Linked DNA regions of Homo sapiens: region 1 is linked to region 2. The links are chromatin loops, found by intact Hi-C in ENCODE. Cell type or tissue: gastrocnemius medialis. All regions are shown on one strand. Links, peaks and the distances in the headings refer to the core of each region. The heading gives the core; the rest is flanking DNA.

Evidence for each region. Peaks named below come from ENCODE experiments on the same cell type or tissue, not always from the same donor. Only the 100,000 strongest peaks of a DNase experiment are listed, where the experiment ranks them.
Region 1: it touches region 2 in a loop (4-fold over the local background); 1 of 110 quality-filtered maps calls a loop at or near these places.

What each region holds. Positions count from the first base shown.
Region 1 is chr1:151,824,312-151,836,131 of GRCh38, forward strand. It overlaps RORC (RAR related orphan receptor C), which reads right to left and starts at 7,491. Exons shown (of 11, transcript NM_005060.4): 1 at 7,414-7,491; 2 at 5,118-5,147. The coding sequence starts at 7,453. RefSeq lists enhancers at 543-1,478, 4,740-5,425, 6,112-6,799. In gastrocnemius medialis, for the core only: a CTCF peak has its summit at 6,631 (motif pointing right); DNase peaks (open chromatin) are centred at 4,730, 6,570 and 7,570; H3K4me3 peaks cover 1,835 bases; H3K27ac peaks cover 4,000 bases.
Region 2 is chr1:151,010,090-151,017,457 of GRCh38, forward strand. The region is part of intron 1 of PRUNE1 (prune exopolyphosphatase 1); the gene reads left to right. Among named protein-coding and RNA genes, the nearest start is that of PRUNE1, 5.3 kb to the left of the region's middle. In gastrocnemius medialis, for the core only: no CTCF peak of the experiment used is centred there; no DNase peak of the experiment used is centred there.

The DNA.
Region 1 (11,820 bases), core at 4,470-8,469, 820 kb after region 2:
GTGGGAATAATGGAGAGCTGGCCAAGTGTCTCCCTCAGCCCCTCCTGGGGACTCCTGCCCCGCTGCTGGGCTAGAAGCACACCTAGTCATTTCATCCCAGGGTTGATTTGCTCATTAGGGGCCATCTCTGGGAAGACCAGTCTGCCAGCGTTTGCTGCTAATAGAGAGAAGCTAGAAGGGAAACGGAAGCTCCAAGGGGCCCTTTCCTCTGTGTAGAAGCTGTTGGCTCTTCTCTCCAGCCCTCCTTATCCACCCCAGCTCATATGCCTGCACTGTGGCCTCAGTCCCTGTCACAGAAGTGGAATTCTTTTCTTTCCTTGGTTTCCCTTCCTTCTAACCTCTGGGAGAGCTGAGTCTCCATCATCACCCTTGGGGATGCCTGCCTTAGGGCACTGGGCTCTCTCTTGGCCCTGGGCCTTTGGAATGGGAGACTCTCCATAGTTGGTTTTGTTGTTCTATCTTAAAATTCAGCTCCCTTGTTTTGCGGATGGTAGACCAGGGCCCAGTGACTTGGCTTGTCTAAGTCTATATGGCTAGCCAGTGATAGGCGGCACAAGTGCCTGGTCTTACACTGTCAGTCCAGGGGTCTTTCCAGGACTCAATACGGCCTCCCTTCTGTGGCTTGTGGGAAGACCCCAGGTTGAAGCTGGGGCTGCTTCAGGCCTCAGCCACAGGGGCATGGGGCTTCCCTTTTCCTCCTTCACCTTGTGCTCTGAGAGCTTCTCTGGCTTCCCTGGCTTCCCTTCACAACAAATACAGGGGACTTCCTGAGGTTGCCCACCCTTGCTCTGCTGGAAGGCACAGGAACCCCAGACATCTGCCCACCAACTGTTGGCCCAGGGCTCCAAGCCAGGAAAAGGGTGAGGCCGAGGTCTTTCCAATCCCATCTCCATTGCCTTGCTTCCCCGGTCAAATGGGTGACTGACCCTGGAGAACCACACACACACATACACACACACCCCACACACACACGCACACACACACATGCACACACACGCAGGCATGTGCCCGGGTGCACCCTGACTGGATTCCACATAGTCCTCATGTCCCTGGATTGGGCAGAAAGCCTGGTGGCTTTGAGGCCTGGACGCGGGGATTCTGTGCCCTGCTGCCTGCCAACCTCAGTTGACTCTCGCTGTCCTGTTGCTTCAGAGCACAGCAACTGCTCTGGCCTCCTTTTACTCACAAGCAGGCTGGAGGCACAGAGGGAAACACCGTAACAAGGGAAACACTGTAACAGGAGAGTGCGTTCAGGGCCCCTAGTAATTACCAGCCCCCATCAGATACCAGCTGTGTAACATTGGGCCAAGTACGCGGCCTCCTTGGCTCTCAGTCTTTTTGTAAAATTAAGGGCCTGGATACCTCAGATACTTTTGGAGGTTCTTTTTGGAACTCAGGAATTCCTCAACAGTCCTCTTACCATTGCTGCTGTCAGGGAGCCGCCTGGCCAGCAGGACTCCCCAGCTGCTCCACCCATCTCCCAACAGATCTTGACCTTGACCAGGACGCACCCTGCTTTGCTCAGATTTGCTCACACTGTTCCCAAGACATCCTCCTTTCCAGAGGGGTGACGACAGGGTCCAGGCTCCCCCGCCCCCAGGTGGCCCCATTCACTTACTTCTCATGACTGAGCCTTGGCTCTGCCGGCCTTGGCTCCCTGTCCTTCTCAGCAGGGGGTGGTCCAGGAGTGGGGTGCAGCTGGCGGCAGAGGCGGGGCGAGGCCCTCTCAGCAGCGCCTCAGCCTGAAGCTCTGCACCTAGCTCTCTCCCCCAGTGCTTCTGGACTGGGGGGTTTAAGCTCTGCACCACACAGGTGGCCAAGTGACAACCCCCCACCCCACCCCCAAGGGGTGCAGTGAGTAGGATGACAGGCGCCCCACGTGGCCAATCTGGGCCTGGGGCAGGGTGTGAGGGGAGGGGCAGCCAATCGTAGGGGGCGTTGGAAAATTCCAAAACCACATGCGACAGCCACACGCGGTAAAAGCTGTTTCCACCCGCCAGGGTAGTTCTGGCTGGGGAGCCAGAATGGAGCTCACACGAGCCTGAAGCCAAATTTCTACTCCTCCTACCCCCGAGGACCTTCCAAGCCTGACCCTCTTTGCCAGGTGACTTCAGGGACAGGGATGTTTTCAGAGGTAAGTCACAGGATGTCTGCCTGGGGTGGTGGCATGTGCCACCTGACACCCTGTGGACTGCCAACAGCCATACCCAGTGTGGTGCAGCCTGGGGGGCTGTCCCACCACTCCCATGCCCACGCTCCTCCCTGCAGACACCACATATATCTTGCGCTAGGGAATACATGGAAATGATAGAAGCAGTAATAATCACCAGGCAAATACCCACAATCCACAGAAGGAAACCAGAAATTTCCTTAGGAGCCAAACTGCTGAAATTGGAGTGTAGATAATGATCATCATCACCATCATCATACTCATAATCATAATAATAGTGCTTACTATTATGTGTCAGAAATGGTTCTCGATGTTTTATGTGGATAATCTAATCCTCACAAAATACTTTATGTGGGCCGGGGGCAGTGGCTCACGCCTGTAATCCCAGCACTTTGGGAGCCCAAGGTGGGTGGATCACCTGAGGTTAGGAGTTCGAGACCGGCCTGGCCAACATGGTGAAACCCCATCTCTACTAAAAATACAAAAATTAGCCAGGCATGGTGGCGAGCACCTGTAGTCCCAGCTACTCAGGGGGCTGAGGCAGGAGAATCGCTTGAACCCGGGAGGCGGAGTTTGCAGTGAGCTGAGATAATGCCACTGCACTACAGCCTGAGCAACTGAGTAAGACTCTGTCTCAAAAAGAAAAAATAAAAAAACTTTATGAAGTAGCTACCATTATCCTCATTTCGAGGAGGAAAGTGAGACACAGAGAGGTTAAGTAACTTGCCCAAGGTTACACAGCTAGTAAGTGGCAGAGTCAGGATTCAAGCCCAGGCAGACTGGCTTCGGATCCCACTTGAAGGATGGGAGGGTTTCTCTGGTTCAAGTCTGCTTTTGAGGGTGTCTCAGCCTGGGAGGTCCCTCGGTATGTGAGTCTCTCTGGAGTGTTTTTTGGCCTGGGGGAGGGGGGTCCTTCTCAGGGGCCAAACAATTCCAGAGACCTTCTCAGCCTCTTAGGTGCTTTGTGGGGTACATTGGCTTTGAGAGTCCCTCTTCAGGGCCCCTCAGTATTCAGGCTCCCTCTTGGTCTGGGGAGTTCCCCCGGGTTCCCCATCTTGGACCCCCATCTTGGGGTTGTCTCAATTCAGGAGCCAATTTTCAGAGTCTCTCGGCCTGGGGGAGGCCTTAATGTCTCCTGGATTCTGTGGGGCAAACTCCTGAGAGGTGTCTGATCTTGCTGGGACTCCAGACCCTCTCATCCAGGCACAGGCCTTTCCTTGCCTTCCTGGGCCTTCCTGGGGCTTCAGGAGCTGGGCCGTGGAGTGGGGGAGAGGCTGTCAGCCTGGATCCTCAGGACAACACTCTTGGGGTGGGGACACGAGGACTGGTGGGATGGGAAAGGGATAAGGAGGTATAGTCCTGGCTGAGGTTTCTGAGGTCAGGGGTTAAGGGTAGGAATAGGGTTTGACCTCTCCCAGTTCCTGCTGCTCCGAAAGTCCCCCTACTCCCCCCACCCACATAAGGTCCGTGACCCCCCTCCCCCAGCTCACCCGCGTCACTCCCTGACCCGCTTTCCTCCCGGGGCCCTGCTCAGCATTTCCGTGGGGCCCTGTGGCTAGGGGCAGGCGAGACACTGATCAGGATTATGCTGAGCAAAGCAACCCCCACCCAGGAGGAGGTAGCATCCTGGATGGCCCTCAGCCCTGGGCTGCCCAGCTCATGGAGAAGGGCAATGCTTTGCTCTCTGAGATGTCTCTACTTGGAACAGGGAGGCTCTAGACAATTTTGGCATTGGGCGAGATGGCAGTGAGCTCTCAGGAGGAACTGGCAAGGCAGTCAAGGGACGGCTATGGAGAAATGGTGTGGCCACTCCTACCCTGGAGGGATCCTCTCGATTCAGGGACCCATGCTCACAGAAGGGCACGCATGGCCCTGATGGGCATAGCTTTGGGACTGTGTGCATTCTCTGGGGGACTAGCCTTTGCCACAAACTAGGAGAGGAGAGCTGATGTGCTGAGTGGTCCCTAGAGAGGATTCTTATTCACTAGCGTCCACTGGGAAGTCCTCTCTGAGCTCTAGTGCCCTTCTTACCTGCTGTAGTCTGGCTTTCAGGGCCCCAGGACACAGAGTGCCCCTGTCCATTCTGTTTCCTACAGAGATAAAGCTCTCCTGCTCTCTAGTCCTGCACAGGCTGGCTCCAGGCTTGTTCACACCTCAGGATGTGTTAACCACAGAGATGAACACCAAACCTGGCTCAGGACCACAGAGCTTGGTGCAGGCTGGGCACAGTGGCCCATGCCTGTAATCTCAGCACTTTGGGAGGCCGAGAGGGGTGGATCACAAGGTCAAGAGTCTGAGACCAGCCTGACCAACATGGTGAAACCCCGTCTCTACTAAAAATACAAAAATTAGCCAGGCGTGGTGGTGGGTGCCTGTAGTCCCAGCTACTCGAGAGGCTGAGGCAGGAGAATCGCTTGAACCTGGGAGGTGGAGGTTGCAGTGAGCCGAGATTGTGCCATCGTACTCCCGCCCAGGCGACAGTGTGAGACTCTGTCTCAAAAAAAAAAAAAAAAAGCCTGGTGCAGGCTCCCTGTCTCCCTTGGCAGCAGCGCTGAGTTCCTGAGTTCCTGAGGCCACCCCGCCTCCGCACACCCCCCTACCTCTATCTCCTTCCTTCCCCGGCCTGGCAGTCGGCCCCACCCCCTCCCATCTCCCTGCCTCTGTCCAGCATTTCTCCTCGCCTTTTTTCACAAGGCGGTTCCCTTTTCCTTTGTTCTCTCCTGGTTTCTTTACAGTGTTTCCTTTCATGCTTCAGGCTTCTTCCTCATCTCCTCCCACTGCCCTGATCTGTGGTTTCCTCGCACCTCCCCTTGCTTTCCTGTTGCCTGCCATCTCTTCCTGACTCCTCCACCTCTGTCCAACCTCAGTCCCCCCACAGATCACTTGCTGAATTATTCTCCATCTCATTATGCCCCAGCCATTTTCTTGCCCCGGACCCCCTACTCACAGGTGTGGGTCTTCTTTGCAGCCAGCAGCTCTGTAAAGACAAGAGAGGGGGTTGACGTCAAAGGTTGAAGATCATGAGGGGCTGAGACACTTTCCCCACTCCTAGGATCCCACTGCCGCACTCCTTCCCTCAGAGCCTGGCGTCTGAAGGGCAGGCAGGCCACCCCCTGCAGTGCCCCTCTCTCCTCCTCTGCCCTTGGGCCACACTGGCCCTCTTCCAGGTACCCAGAAGTGTCAGGCTCCTCACTGCCTCTGGGACTCCCCCAAGCTGCTCCTTTGCCTAGAATGCCTGTCCCTCCTGTACCCCTTAATCTAGCCAACTTCTCTTTCTCCCTCAGGTCTCTGATTATGTTTCTTCCTTGGAGAAGCCACACACACCCCCTTCCCCTGCCCTTGTGCTGACACATTTAGCTCCTTGCATTTTATTTCCTGGCACTCACCATGTCACCAACTGTCACCTAACTGCTGTAATTGTGTCATTGTCTATGAAATGGGTCTTTCCTGCCAAATTGTAAAGCCCTGTGAAGGCAGGGACTGTGTTGGTCTTATTTACTTTGTAATTTCATTGGAGGTGCACAAGAAATATCCTACAGCCAGAGTTAAATCTCTGTGGGACTGAAATCTCTTGGTTGCTTATCTATGCCTGAAAACACCAGGGCTTCAGAGATGTGGGGGTTGGGAGTAGGGGGAGAGGATGTTTGGAGGAAGAGGAGGGGAGAGTTGCAAATACAGACCCCTCTCTGGCTTCCACGGGCCAGGCTTCCCTGGCCTACCAGCCTGAAGAGGAAGGCCTCCCTTCTCTGCTGCTGCTGCGTGGCCGGGTCTGGGTGGAGATTGGGCAGTAGGGAGCATGAGTGGGTCGATGGGGGTCACATGGATACTCGGACCTCCAGGGGGAGCAGCCGTTGAGGGGAGGGCCTTAGCTGGAGCATGGTTGGTGGGTGGGGGGGTGTCACCCATTCATGCAGTTAACATCTATGAAACACCTAGCCAGGGAGCCCCTGGAAAGAGGATTCCCCTGCCAGACCTTGGCCCATTTCCTACATCCACATAGCAGCTCATCACAGAACACATGGCCAGTCTTTTGTCTCAGAAAGCCCTTCAACCATGCCCTATACCCCCTATAGCTTCCCTAACCTCTGACTCTATTCTGTTATTTTTTTCCTTCTGCTGTTCAGTCTTGACACCTGACATACACACACACACACACACACACACACACACACACACACACAGTGCCCTTCTGCCCGGGAGATGCTCCCCACTGGCAGGCCGTGGTCACTAGGCTGTGTGGAGGCGAGTGGCCTGATGGCCTGGGCTCTGCTGGGGTGAGGGAGGAGAAAAGACTGCCCCGAGGTGGCAAGGCCCCACCCAGCCCCGCCCACCTCCCCTTGCTCCTGCCTGGCCCCACCCAGCTTCCTCCCTGACGTGGCACCGGCTCCTGGCCTCTAGCCTTGCACCTCAGAGCAGTCCTGTGGTGGGGGTGCTCCCCTTGCTCACCCAGGCAGCCAGTTCTTCCTCCACCAGGTGGCCCTGGAGCTTGGTGGCTCTGGCCCTCAAACTTTCCTCCTCCATGCTCACAGCTGACCAAGCCTGTGGCCCTGCGATCCTGCTCTGAGGGGGTTCCTGACTTGGACCATGGGTGGGGCCAAGGACGGCCTGACATTCTGTCCTTCCCTGCTGATGGCCCAGTGCCCCACATTCTCTGCAGAGATGAAATCCCACATCCCTGGGTGAGTGGCGAGGAAAGGACCAGGCTACGTGGTCATGGGCAGCTGACAGGGTGTGGTTCCCCCTGCCACACTCCCCAAGTCTGTCACTCCTTAAAGGACAGGTTTCTCCACTGGTGAATGAACAGAAGGTGGAGCAGCCAGCCTCCCGGCCACTGCTGTCTGGGGTCCTGGCCAGATCAAGGAAGCAGTGTCCCTGTGCCTCCTGGGGGGTAAGCCCACACCTGGGAGGGCCTGTCCACATTCTGACCCCTCGCTGGGTCTAGATCTGGCTCCCCTGACTTGGCTCTTCCCTCCCCATCTACCCTCCAACCTGTTTCTTCCTTCTCCCGCTTCTCCCTTTCTTTCCTGTTTCTCTCCTTTTGCGATTTCTTCTCCTCTGTCATCTCCCCAGCCCCTCCTCCTGTTTCTCCTCCAGTTTCACTCCCTGCCAACCCAGGGCTTTCTCCTCTGCACTCTTGTCCCTCCCTCCCCTCCTCACTTCTTGCCCAGTCTCTTGCCATTTCTGCCCTCCTCTGAACCTCCAGCAGTCTCTTCCACCTGCAGGCAGGGCCATGGGCCTCTTACCCCGTGAGGCTCGGTGCTGTCTCTGTGGGGCCCTGTCCATGGGGCAGCTCCCTTGGTGCCGTCCTGGCTGCCCTGGCTGCCCAGGAGGGCAGGGAGCAGGGCCCAGGGGAGGGAGGAGGGCGGAGGGTGGAAGGCGGGAGCACCTGGCCCTCCAGCAGGCAGGGAAAAGGAGTGGCTGGCAGAGTGTCCTGGCACCAGGAGGGGACATGAGGAGAGACCAGTGGACCAGTGCATGGAGCCTTGAGGAGAAACAGGACAGGAGAAAGGAAGGGAACTAGCATTTATTAATCACTTACTGTGTGCTGGGCCCTTTGCAGGACACTTTATGTAAATCCATGCTTTTACTTTGTGTAAATATTCACAGCACCCACCACAGGGAAACATTATTATTCCAGATTGATCAGTGAGTGGAGGGATTCTCAGAGATATTAATGATTTTGCCCAAGGACTCACACAAGAACAATAAATGGGTGAGCTATGATTTGGACCCAAGTCTTTGTGACTTTAGAATCCTGTGATTTCTACCTAAGACAGGTGACAGGCATAGGGGAGATGGAGAGGGCAGGTTTGGGGGACTGTGTCTCTTCTCTAGGATGCAGTCAGACTCCTCCCAGTGACTGTTCAGTTCCCTGAGGCCTCTGCCTGCTCGGCCCCTGCCCCTAACCCTTGCTGCTCTTGCCAGGACTCCCTGACCCCCTGATGCTTCTACGTGCTCCTCATCTGTTGGGGCAAGGGGCAGGCCTGGAGGAGTGCCTGGAGGCAGAGAAGCCATGGTGGGGAAGAGGAGAGGAGAGATGCTGCACTGGACTCATTGGGAGAAGGAGAGGCTCCCAGACCTAGTGGCCCACACTGAGGCCTGCAGTGAAGGCTCTGAAGGGGGCCAAGAGGACGAGGCTTCTGGGGATCCTGGTGCTGCTTTTCTCCTGCATGGCCTGGGCCCAGAGTTTGATTAGCTGGGCCTGACTCTCCTGGTTACCCAACAAGCAACTGGCCAGGGGCCAGGCTGCAGCAAGAGGCTCCCTGGCACCTCCTCCTGCTCTCGTTCCCAGCTGGTAAACAGCAGAGCAGGAGTCAGCCATGCCACAGCCTCGTGACTCGCCCACTCCCCCCCACCTGGTGCACGTGGCACCTGGCATGGAGAGGGCAAGCAGCTGTCCCTTCCCTCTTCTGCCGTCTCGTCTCGCCATCCTCCACTCCTGCCCAACCCTGGAGCTTCACACTCTGCTACCATCAGCACCTCTGTTCTTAGGTAGCTCCCAGAGTCTCCCCATGGCTGCAGATTGAGAGATAAAGGTAGAAGTGGAGAAGGACTTTTCAACTCCTAGGGTCATTGACAGTGGATGAGTAGTGAGAAAGAGGAGGGGAAGTTTTGGGGACCTTCTGCACTGAGTCTAAGGGTATGTGCCTATGCCTCTGAGGCTCTGATTATCCCCCGTGTTCTTTTGGTAAATGTGGGCCCACGCATCCATGTATGCATCTCTGCACAGAACAGGATGTTGGTCTGTTTGGGGGCTCTGCACCTTGGGCAGGTTTGGAGTGAGAGGTAAAGTGCTTTGCAGCTCCCTTCCCCCCCGCCCCCCCAGCACCCTCCAGCTGACAGGAGGAGCCAGCAACATGCCGGGCGTGGGAGTGCAGGGGAGATGCCGTTCTGCTCCCCTCCTCCCCAGAACTCCTCAGTTATCCCCCATCTCTCTGTCTCTCTTTGCTGGCTCCTGCCTGTCTGTGGCTCTTCTCCAGCTGTCCCCTCTCTATCTTTTCTCCTTTTTAGGCCTCTCTTCCTCTTGACTCTGGGTCTCCCAGGGGCCCTTCGTGACTACCTCTTCTACAACCCACCAATTGCAGGCACAGAGTGGAGGTCACGTAGAATGCTTGCGGATGGACACAGAGCATCCCCAGACACTGCAGGCACAGCTGACTCCCCAGTTGTGCCACTTTGTGCTACTATGTAGGGTGGGGAGGAAGTGACTGGAGATTTAGAAGACAGTATCCTGACCTCTAGGCCTAGGAGTGTCACATGCTTCCTAGGCATTCTCTACCTCTCCCCTGCCCTAAGCATGGATAGTTTGAGTTTTTTTTCTCCCCAGGGCAAGAAGATCCCTTGGTTATCCTTATGGGAAGTTCCCCCTCTTGTCTAAACTTTCTCCCTCTTGCTGCAATCACAGCCCCTTATCTGGAAGAATCGTCCTTTCAAAGCAGGGCGGTGGTTATTTCCTCTTCAAATACAATCTTATATAAGGAAGGGGCTGATAGGGATCAGAGAATCATTTCATCCCCACGTGCCCAGTCCCCTTATTGGGGAAATCTCCATGCTGGGGGCAAACACTCTGGAAGGGATGGGAGGTGGTGGTGGTGGCTTGGAACTGGGGAGCAGTCCCCAGCATCTCTTTCCTTCCTTCCCCAACCCTAAACCACAGAAACCACTTAAAGCTCAGCACAAATCTGCCCTTTCAGGGAGGGCCTGGGGGTCAAGGTGGAAAATATGTGGAGCCTGGGTAGTCTGCGGTGGCACACACTTCCCCAGCCCCATCCTTGGAGGGCCCTCTCCTTGGGATGCCTGATCCAGTGATTAGGGACCACTTTTCTTTGGGTTCTAGGGGGTTCCATGCCTGGGGACGCCTCAACCCACTGGAGTGACTCAGGGATGGGTTGTGCCTCAACCGTTGAAAAAGGACAGCCCAGGCTCTGTAACCTTCGGTAGCCTCCAGATCTCACAGTCCCCACCCCTCCCCCTTCTTGTCACAAAGGCCACTGTGGGTGGAGGAACAGTGGGAGTTTGACCCTAGCTCCTGGCCTTGAACTTTCCACAGTGACCCTGCTTGTACCTCTCCTCTACCAATTAACATTTATAGTCACACAGGCTTGGAGGTGGCAAGAAGGGTTTAAATGCTGGGGCAGAATCACTTATAAGAATGTGGTCTGCCATTTACTAGCTGTAGGCCCTGAGGGAAATCTCAGCCCTCAGCTACCACATCAGTAAAAATGGGGCAATAATACCTGTCCTAACTAGTGGATTTTTTTGTTTTGTTTTGTTTTTGAGACAAGGTCTCACTTTGTCACCCAGGCTGGAGTGCAGTGGCGTGATCTCAGCTTACTGCAGGCTTGACCTCCTGGGTTCAAGAGGTCCTCCTGCTTCAGCCCCCCAAGTAGTTGGGACTACAAGTGCATGCCACCACATGCAACTAATTTTTGCATTTTTTGTAGAGATGGGGTTTCACCATGTTGCCCAGGCTGGTCTCAAACTCCTGAGCTCAGGTAATCTGCCCGCCTCAGCCTCCCACATTTATCCACTTATCAAAGTGTTAGGATTACAGTCATGAGCCACCACACCTGGCCTCTGACTAGTGTTTATAGAAGTGCTTTGGGGCCAGAGCAATCTGCACACTGGAGGGTTTCTTAGGACCTCCTCACTCCCATGTTTCTGTACTTTAGCTACCCAGGATGTTCCTCCAGCAATGCTAGGGCCCCCATCACAGAGCCTCAGGGCTGTGAATGCTGAGTGAACTGCTCCTGGGAGGAGTGGCCTTGGATTTCCTCACAGCTTCCCCTAAGCAGTTGGGGTGGCAGTGGGGGTGTCTGGGTGGAGTCAGGTCAGAACCTTTCCCTCCAGCCAGGGCTGTTCCCCAGGCAAGCTTACTTAACCTATCTATCTGATCCATTTCTTTCTTTGTAAAGTGGGAATAATAATACCTACTCTCCTGAGTGGTTGTGACGCGGTGGCTTACGCCTGTAATCCCAGCACTTTGGGAGGCCGAGGTGGGTGGATCATGAGACCGAGACCGAGATCATGAGACCAAATCAGGAGATCGAGACCATCCTGGCTAACACGGTGAAACCCCGTCTCTACTAAAAATACAAAAAACCAGCGGGTGTGGTGGCACGCGCCTGTAGTGGCAGCTACTCGGGAGGCTGAGGCAGGAGAATCACTTGAACCTGGGAGGTGGAGATTGCAGTGAGACGAGATCGCACCACCGCACTCCAGCCTGGGCAACAGAGTGAGACTCCGTCCCCCCACCCCAAAAAAGAGGAATACTAATATCTACTCTACTGAGTGGTTGTGATGATCAACTGAGATAACACAGATAAAGTTCAGGACCTGGTCCAAAGTACTATGGTTAAAAAAAAAAAGTTTCCTCTCCTCCCTCCCTCTTTCTGTCCCTATAATCTTCCCTTCTCTTTATCTGACCCCTCTTTTCTATTCCCTTTCTTGCTTTATTTTTCTCTGTAACATATCACCAAGTAGCATTCTTTACATTTTAATGGCTTATTTTATCACTTTTCTGATCCCCATGTCTGTTTAATCACTGCTGTATCCAATGCCTGCCACCTGATGGACCTTCCCGAAGTATTTGTTGAAGGAATGCATGAATGAAGGTTCTACGGCCTCTAACTTTCTTTCCAGATACTTTC
Region 2 (7,368 bases), core at 3,200-7,199:
TATTTTTATTTTGTATTTGTTTATTTATTTTCAGCCAGGGTCTCACTCTGTTGCCCTGGCTGGAGTGCAATGGTGTGATCACCTCCCCGGCTCAAGTGATCCTCCCACCTCAGCCTCCCGAAAAAGCTGCGACTATAGGCAGTGCCACCACGCAGGGCTAATTTTTTGTATTTTTATAGAGACAGGGTCTCGCCATGCTGCCCAATCTGGTTTCAAACTCCTGGACTCAAACAATCCCCCTGGCTTGGCTTCCCAAGGTGTTGGAATTACAGGTGTTAGCCACTGTACCCAGCCCGAATAGTATATTCTCTACAGCAATATGAAGCTGGAAAAATACTTGATTTTTCCAATACTGCTGGCATCTCGACCTTTCTCTCCCTGCATTCATCCCCCAAGGAGCAAGATCTAGATCTTCCTTTCAAACTTGTGAACTTGTGAAAGGTGAGATTGTGTCTTAGAGCTTGCATCATCACATAGCCTCTCCAGGGCCTGGAGAAATGAGAAAATTAGACTCTAGGAAGGTTAACAGGGGAACTGATGGCAAGACATACTGGTAGATGCCAACAATTTAAATTGCTTTAATTTTTTTTTTTTTTTTTTTGAGATAGACTCACTCTGTCGCCCAGGCTGGAGTAGGCTCACTGCAACCTCCACTTCCCGAATTCAAGCGATTCTTCTGCCTCAGCCTCCTGAGTAGCTGGGATTACAAGTGTGCGCCACTATGCCTGGCTAAGTTTTGTATTTTTAGTAGAGACAGGGTGTCACCATGTTGGACAGGCTGGTCTTGAACTCCTGACCTCAAGTGATATGCCTGCCTTGGTCTCCCAAAGTGCTGGGATTATAGGCATGAGCCACCACACCCAGCCTAGATTGCTTTAAATTATAGAAGTAGTAAATGTGTATTTCATGAACAAATTTAAATACCAAAGGGATATGAAATGAAAAAGATAAAGATCATTTTTCTTTTCTCCTCTCCATCCAGTTCTCCAGAGGACACCGTTAAGTTTCTTGTGTAAAGAGAGAGAGGTGATTTAGACAGATACACTCTTAAGTTTGAATGTTTCTGTTAAACTACAGTTTAATTATAACTTTCAGAAAATCATGAATGCTCCTCTTTGTGCAGGATAAAGACAGCTGGTAATCCAGCCAAGTCTCCCGTTGCTACCATATTTTTAGTATTTGATACCACAGAAATTTTCTATAGCCTCTGCCACAGAGACAATAGGATGTTCCATTAAAAAAAAATCATTTAACCAAATGTCCTATTTATGGTGACTCATCTTTCACTTCTGAGGGGAGAAATCTTTGCTTCAGGGTGGGGCTGCATTGCAGTTTAGGTGTTCATCCAGGACCCCTTGGATAATGTAGTGTGTGCAGTTCTCAGGCATGAGGCAGGAATCAGGAGCTGGCTCTCCTTAGAAATTTGCAGTCCTGGCATCAGTATTGTTCCTGTTTTCTCTGCTGAGAGGGTTTGTCTCTCTCTGGCTTTCTGTCTCGTTTATTTTTCTCCCCCATTAACTATTCTGAAGAGTAGTTATCATACCATATTCAGCTTTAGAAGGGAAGTGGTTTACTTTGCCAGGCCTAGAATCCCCTCCCTGCCCCCTCCTCTTGAGGCCACAAAGAACATATCAGGATAAGAGAGTCATTTCAACTAGTGGGTGTTTATTCATTTATTTATTTTAATTAATTAATTTTTTTTTTTTTTGAGACAAAGTCTCGCTCTGTCACCAGGCTGGAGTACAGTTGCATGATCTCGGCTCACTGCAACCTCCGCCTGCCAGGTTCAAGTGATTTTCCTGCCTCAGCCTCCCGAGTAGCTGGGACTACAGGCATGTGCCACCATGCCCAGCTAATTTTTGTATTTTTAGTAGAAACGGGGTTTCACCATGTTGGCCAGGATGGTCTCAATCTCTTGACCTCGTGGTCGGCCCACCTCGGCCTCCCAAAGTGCTGGGATTACAGGCGTGAGCCACCGTGCCTGGCCAACTAGTGGGTCTTTAAAAAAAAGAAAAAAGAAAAAAAGTTTGTATTTATTTACTTGTGGCCCTCAGATTGTATTTTTTCCATTGGCAGCTTAGATTTCCTCATGCTGCTAAGTATAGCTGTATTTTCCCTGAACTCTTTCTCTGATGGTCAGAAAACTGAGGCTGTTTGGCTTGTGCTTTCAGCTGGTGGAGGATGGGCTTGGAATTAGGGGTTACACATGTTTTTCTTAAATAAAGAAGAGAATGATGTCTTATAAGTTGGGCAGCCCCACACACGGTTTGCCCAGGGCAGTCTTGGTTTTCCCCTGTGTAATCATTAATAGCACCCCTTTTCATTCTCATAAGCGTCCCAGTTTGAACAATCAAATATATAGTCACCCACCACATAAGCCATGTTAAGGATCAGGGATACATGACCATGAAAAGACAGGGAGCTCCTTAAGATAGAAGTTAAGGTCTGTCTCAGAGCCACAAGTGCTAGAAGCTGGAGGTTTAGAGGAAGAGGATTTCTCTGGGCTGGGTGTTCAGGAAGGCTTCACAGAGAAAGACATTAGGTAGACTTGAACAACGGGGAGAAGTAAAGAAAGAAGATGGGAGATCACATCTTTACTATTTACAGCGTAGGCACTTATGGTACTATCTCATTTAATCCTCCTAACAACATCATGAAATTGGTTACGATATTATTCTCATTTTTTTTGTTTGTTTTTTTGAGATGGAGTCTCACACTGTCACCCAGGCTGGAGTGCAATGGTGGGATCTCGGCTCACTGCAACCTCCGCCTCCCGGGTTCAAGCAATTCTCCCTGCCTCAGCCTCTGGAGTAGCTGAGATTACAGGCACCTGCCACCACACCCGGCTAATTTTTGTGCTTTTTAGTTTCACCATGCTTGCCAGGCTGGTCTCGAACCCCTGACCTGAGGTGATTCGCCCACCTTGGCCTCCCAAAGTGCTGGGATCATAGGTGTGAGCCACCGCGCTCGGCCTATTCTCATTTTTATATGAGGAAAATGAGGCTTAGAGGGTCCAAAGTCCTGCAACAAGTAAGAAGCAGAGCTGGAATTCAACCCCAAAGTCTGTGATCTTTTCAAATAGTAGTTCTGCATTCAAACAGAGAACAAATAGTGCAAAGGGCAGAGCTGGGAATGTGCACATCATGGTTTGCGGGTGGTGAATAGTCCAGTCAGGCCGGGGTGACAGTGGGTGTTGACAGGGGAGAGGAATGCTGCTGCCTCCCTTGGTCACTCCAGTTCCAAGATTTGCTACAAGTCCCAAAGTATTCCTTTTGTATTCATTCCTTTTGGTTACTGTCTAGGTTTGGCTGAGCGCAAGGGGTTCATTGTTCACCTTCCTCTGTAGATGGTTTCTCCTGACTTCAGAACCATACCACTGTATTTGGTCCCTACTTTGTGCTTTTCTGCTTAGCATTCTCTTCATGGTAAGGATCTAACTGAACCTGATTCAGCTGCTGCTTGCAGTGAAGCAACACTGATGTAAATAAGCGTGGAAAGGTTCTCCAGCATCTCTTTGGACCCTGCAGTAGGTCTCTCCTGCTTGCTCTGCCTTTTCTCCACTGCTCTTATGTTTTTCCTCCAGTCAGGGCCATATGCCTCATGTTTATATAGTTTCCTCTCTAGAGAACACTCGCTCCCCCTAACTGCTTCAGTGAGCAAGTTATTTCTGCAGCCTCTTATCTCAAGTGCTTTGCTGTCACTTTGGTCCACAGCCATTTGGGCAGTTCTTGGTCTCCAGGAAACAGAGGTCTCTGGTATCAGGAGGAGGAATTACAAGTCAGAGGAGTTACTATAGGACTGGGGTATTGGGTAGAATTCTTACTGCTTTGGAAAAAAGTAAAGAATCCCCCTACCCCAGTGCTGTTCAGTATGAATGGGCCTTTGCTTCCACACTTTTTTTTTTTTTTGAGACAGAGTCTCGCTCGGTCACCCAGGCTGGAGTGCAGTGGCACGATCTTGGCTCACTGCAACCTCCGCCTCCCGGGTGCAAAAGATTCTCCTGCCTCAGCCTCCCGAGTAGCTGGGACTACAGGCACCCGCCACCACGCCTGGCTAATTTTTTGTATTTTTAGTAGAGACGGGGTTTCACCAGGTTAGCCAGGATAGTCTCGATCTCCTGACCTTGTAATCTGTCCGCCTCGGCCTCCCAAAGTGCTGGGATTACAGGCGTAAGCCACCGCGCCCGGCCTGCTTCCAAACTCTTGAAGTAGACTTAGAGAAATAGGCATGGGGAGGACCTCAGGGCAAACTTCTTTAGGGGCCCTTTGGGCAGAACCCGGACAGATAACCTCTGTCTTCTGTATTTCTCTCCAGGGATGGGAGTAGGAGATGGCGACGAGGGTGGTTTAAAAACAAAAACCTATCTCGTAACTGGATGGGGCAATTGATACCACCAGAAGTCTTCTAAAATTGCCCTTTTTGAGCTGTGGCTTTCCAGTGGGGGAAGAGAAGAGTGATAGCCTGTATAGGGAAGATGATTCTAGGTTTCCCTAGATTCCCTTTTTTTCTTAAAGTTACATTAGTTGATAACTATTCTTTGCTATGTGTTACTCCTCTGAACCTTCCCACTTTGCTAAACTCTTGAGTCTAGCAAATCTTCCCTGATTGAAGAAGTCAGACTATATGGATTTTCACCTTCTTGTAACCCAGTAGTTCTCAACTGGGGGCAGTTTTGCCCCCCAGGGAACATTCAGCAAGTCTGGAGACATTTTTGTTTGTCACGACTTAGGGTGCTACTGGCATCCATGTGGGTAGAGGCTAGGGATCCTGCCAAATATCCTATAATGCACAGGACAGCCTCCACAAAAAAAGAATTATCCGGCTGGGCATGGTGGCTCATGCCTGTAATCCAAGCATTTTGGGAGGCCGAGGCAGCTGTATCACTTGAGCCCAGGAGTTCGAGATCAGCATGGGCAACATGGTAAAACCCCATCTCTACAAAAAATGCAAAAATTTGGCTGGGCGTGGTGGCTCACGCCTGTAATCCCAACACTTGGGGAAGCTGAGGCGGGCGGATCACCTGAGGTCAGGAGTTCAAGACCAGCCTGGCCAACATGGTGAAACCCTGTCTCTACTAAAAAATACAAAAATTAGCTGGGTGTGGTGGCGCACGCCTGTAGTCTACTACAGCTACTCGGGAGGCTGAAGGGGGAGAATCACTTGAACCCAGGAGGCAGAGGTTGCAGTGAGCCCAGATTGCACCACTGCACTCCAGCCTGGGCGACAGAGTGAGACTCCATCTGAAAAAAAAAAAAAAAAACAAGGGCCGGGCACGGTGGCTCATGCCTGTAATCCCAGCACTTTGGGAGTCTGAGGCGGGCGGATCACGAGGTCAGGAGTTCAAGACCAGCCTGACCAACATGGTGAAACCCCGTCTCTACTAAAAATACAAAAATTAGCCGAGCATGGTGGCATGTGCCTGTAATCCCAGCTACTCAGGAGGCTGAGGCAAGAGAATCTCTTGAACCCAGGAGGTGGAGGTTACAGTGAGCCGAGATCACACCACTGTACTACAGCCTGGGCGACAGAGTGAGACTCCATCTCAAAAAAAAAAAAAAAAAAAAATTAGTCGGGCATGGTGGCGGGTGCCTGTAGTCCCAGCTACTCAGGAGGCTGAGATGGGAGGATCACCTGAGTCTGGGAGGTGGAGTCTGCAGTGAGCCGTGATTGCGCCATGCACTCCAGCCTGGGTTACAGAGTGAGACCCTGTCTCAAAAAGTAAAAGTTAAAAAAAGAAAAAGAATTATCTAGTCCAAAATACCAGTCATGCTGAAATTGAGAAACCCTGCTATATTTAGTGTGTCTCATTTTGTCTGTCTCATCCCATCCTCTCTCAGAACCAGGCTGAGATAGAAGTTCAAAAGTAAACTGGTGGGCTGGGCATGGTGGCTCACACCAACATTTTGGGAGGCTGAGGTGGGCGGATCACTGGAGGTCAGGAGTTCACGACCAGCCTGGCCAACATGGCAAAACCCCATCTCTACCAAAAATACAAGAATTAGCCGGGCATCATGGCGCATGCCTATAGTCCCAGGTACTCAGGAGGATGGTGCAGGAGAATTGCTTGAACCCAGGAGGTGGAGGTTGCCGTGAGCCAAGATAGTGACACTGCACTCCAGCCTGGGCAACAAAGTAAGACCCTGTCTCAAAAAAAAAAAGTAAGCAGGTAAGACAGAAGTATTGTGCCATATGCTGGGCCATAGGCTTTCTGGTCTCATTCCACCCAGCAGAATGCTTATACCTGGAATGAAATGATATAAGTACCTGCCTCATTGGGTTAAAGATTAAATGATTGATTAATGCATGAAAAAATATGAGAATAATGCCTGGCACATTCAATAAATGCTTAAAACCAAACAAAACCCAAGACCCTGTCACCCCGATTTTGGGCACTCCAGTTTTAGTATATTTTATTTTATTTATTTATTTGAGATGGAGTTTCGCTCTTGTTGCCCAGGCTGGAGTGCAAAGGCGCAATCTCGGCTCACTGCAACCTCCGTCTGCCGGGTTGAAGCAATTCTCCTGTCTCAGCCTCCTGAGTAGCTGGGATTACAGGCGCATACCACCATGCCTGGCTAATTTTTGTATTTTTAGTAGAGATGGGGTTTCATCATATTGGTTAGGTTGGTCTCAAACTCCTAACCTTAGGTGATCCGCCCGCCTCAGCCTCTCAAAGTGTTGGGATTACAGGCGCCAGCCACCACGCCCAGCCCTGGACTAGATCTTACTTTTAACCTTTATTCTCAAAGCCTCTTCACCTGCAATCATGATTTAGAAGTGTAAGCATTCGGCCGAGCACGGTGGCTCACGCCTGTAATCCCAGCACTTTGGGAGGCCAAGGCGGGCGGATCACCTGAGGTCGGGAGTTCGAGACCAGCCTGACCAACATGGAGAAACCCCATCTCTACTAAAAATACAAAATTAGCTAGGTGTGGTGGCGCATTCCTGTAATCCCAGCTACTTGTGAGGCTGAGGCATGAGAATCTGGTCAAAACTCCATCTCAAAAAAAAAAAAAAAAAAGTATAAGCATTCTTTTACCTATTATGAAAATGGGAAGAAAATAATCAACCAGGGTTGATATGCCCAAGAGCATGCCTTGAATGTATCAGCTACCCCAAATTCCCTTTTTTGACTGTTTGAGTGCCCAAAGAAGATAAGAAATCCGAAGTTTATTTACTGCTCTATAAGTTAACATTGAAGGAGATAGGAGGAAAGAACACTTTTCTACAAACTGGATATAGGTAGAATGCTATAAGCTTAGCTGAAACACTTATGCCATCTATGGAATGAGGACCCATTAGATTATTTGACCTACCTCCTCTGTGAAGATCAATGAGAGGAAGTGTGTGAAGCCCTACATGAGTATA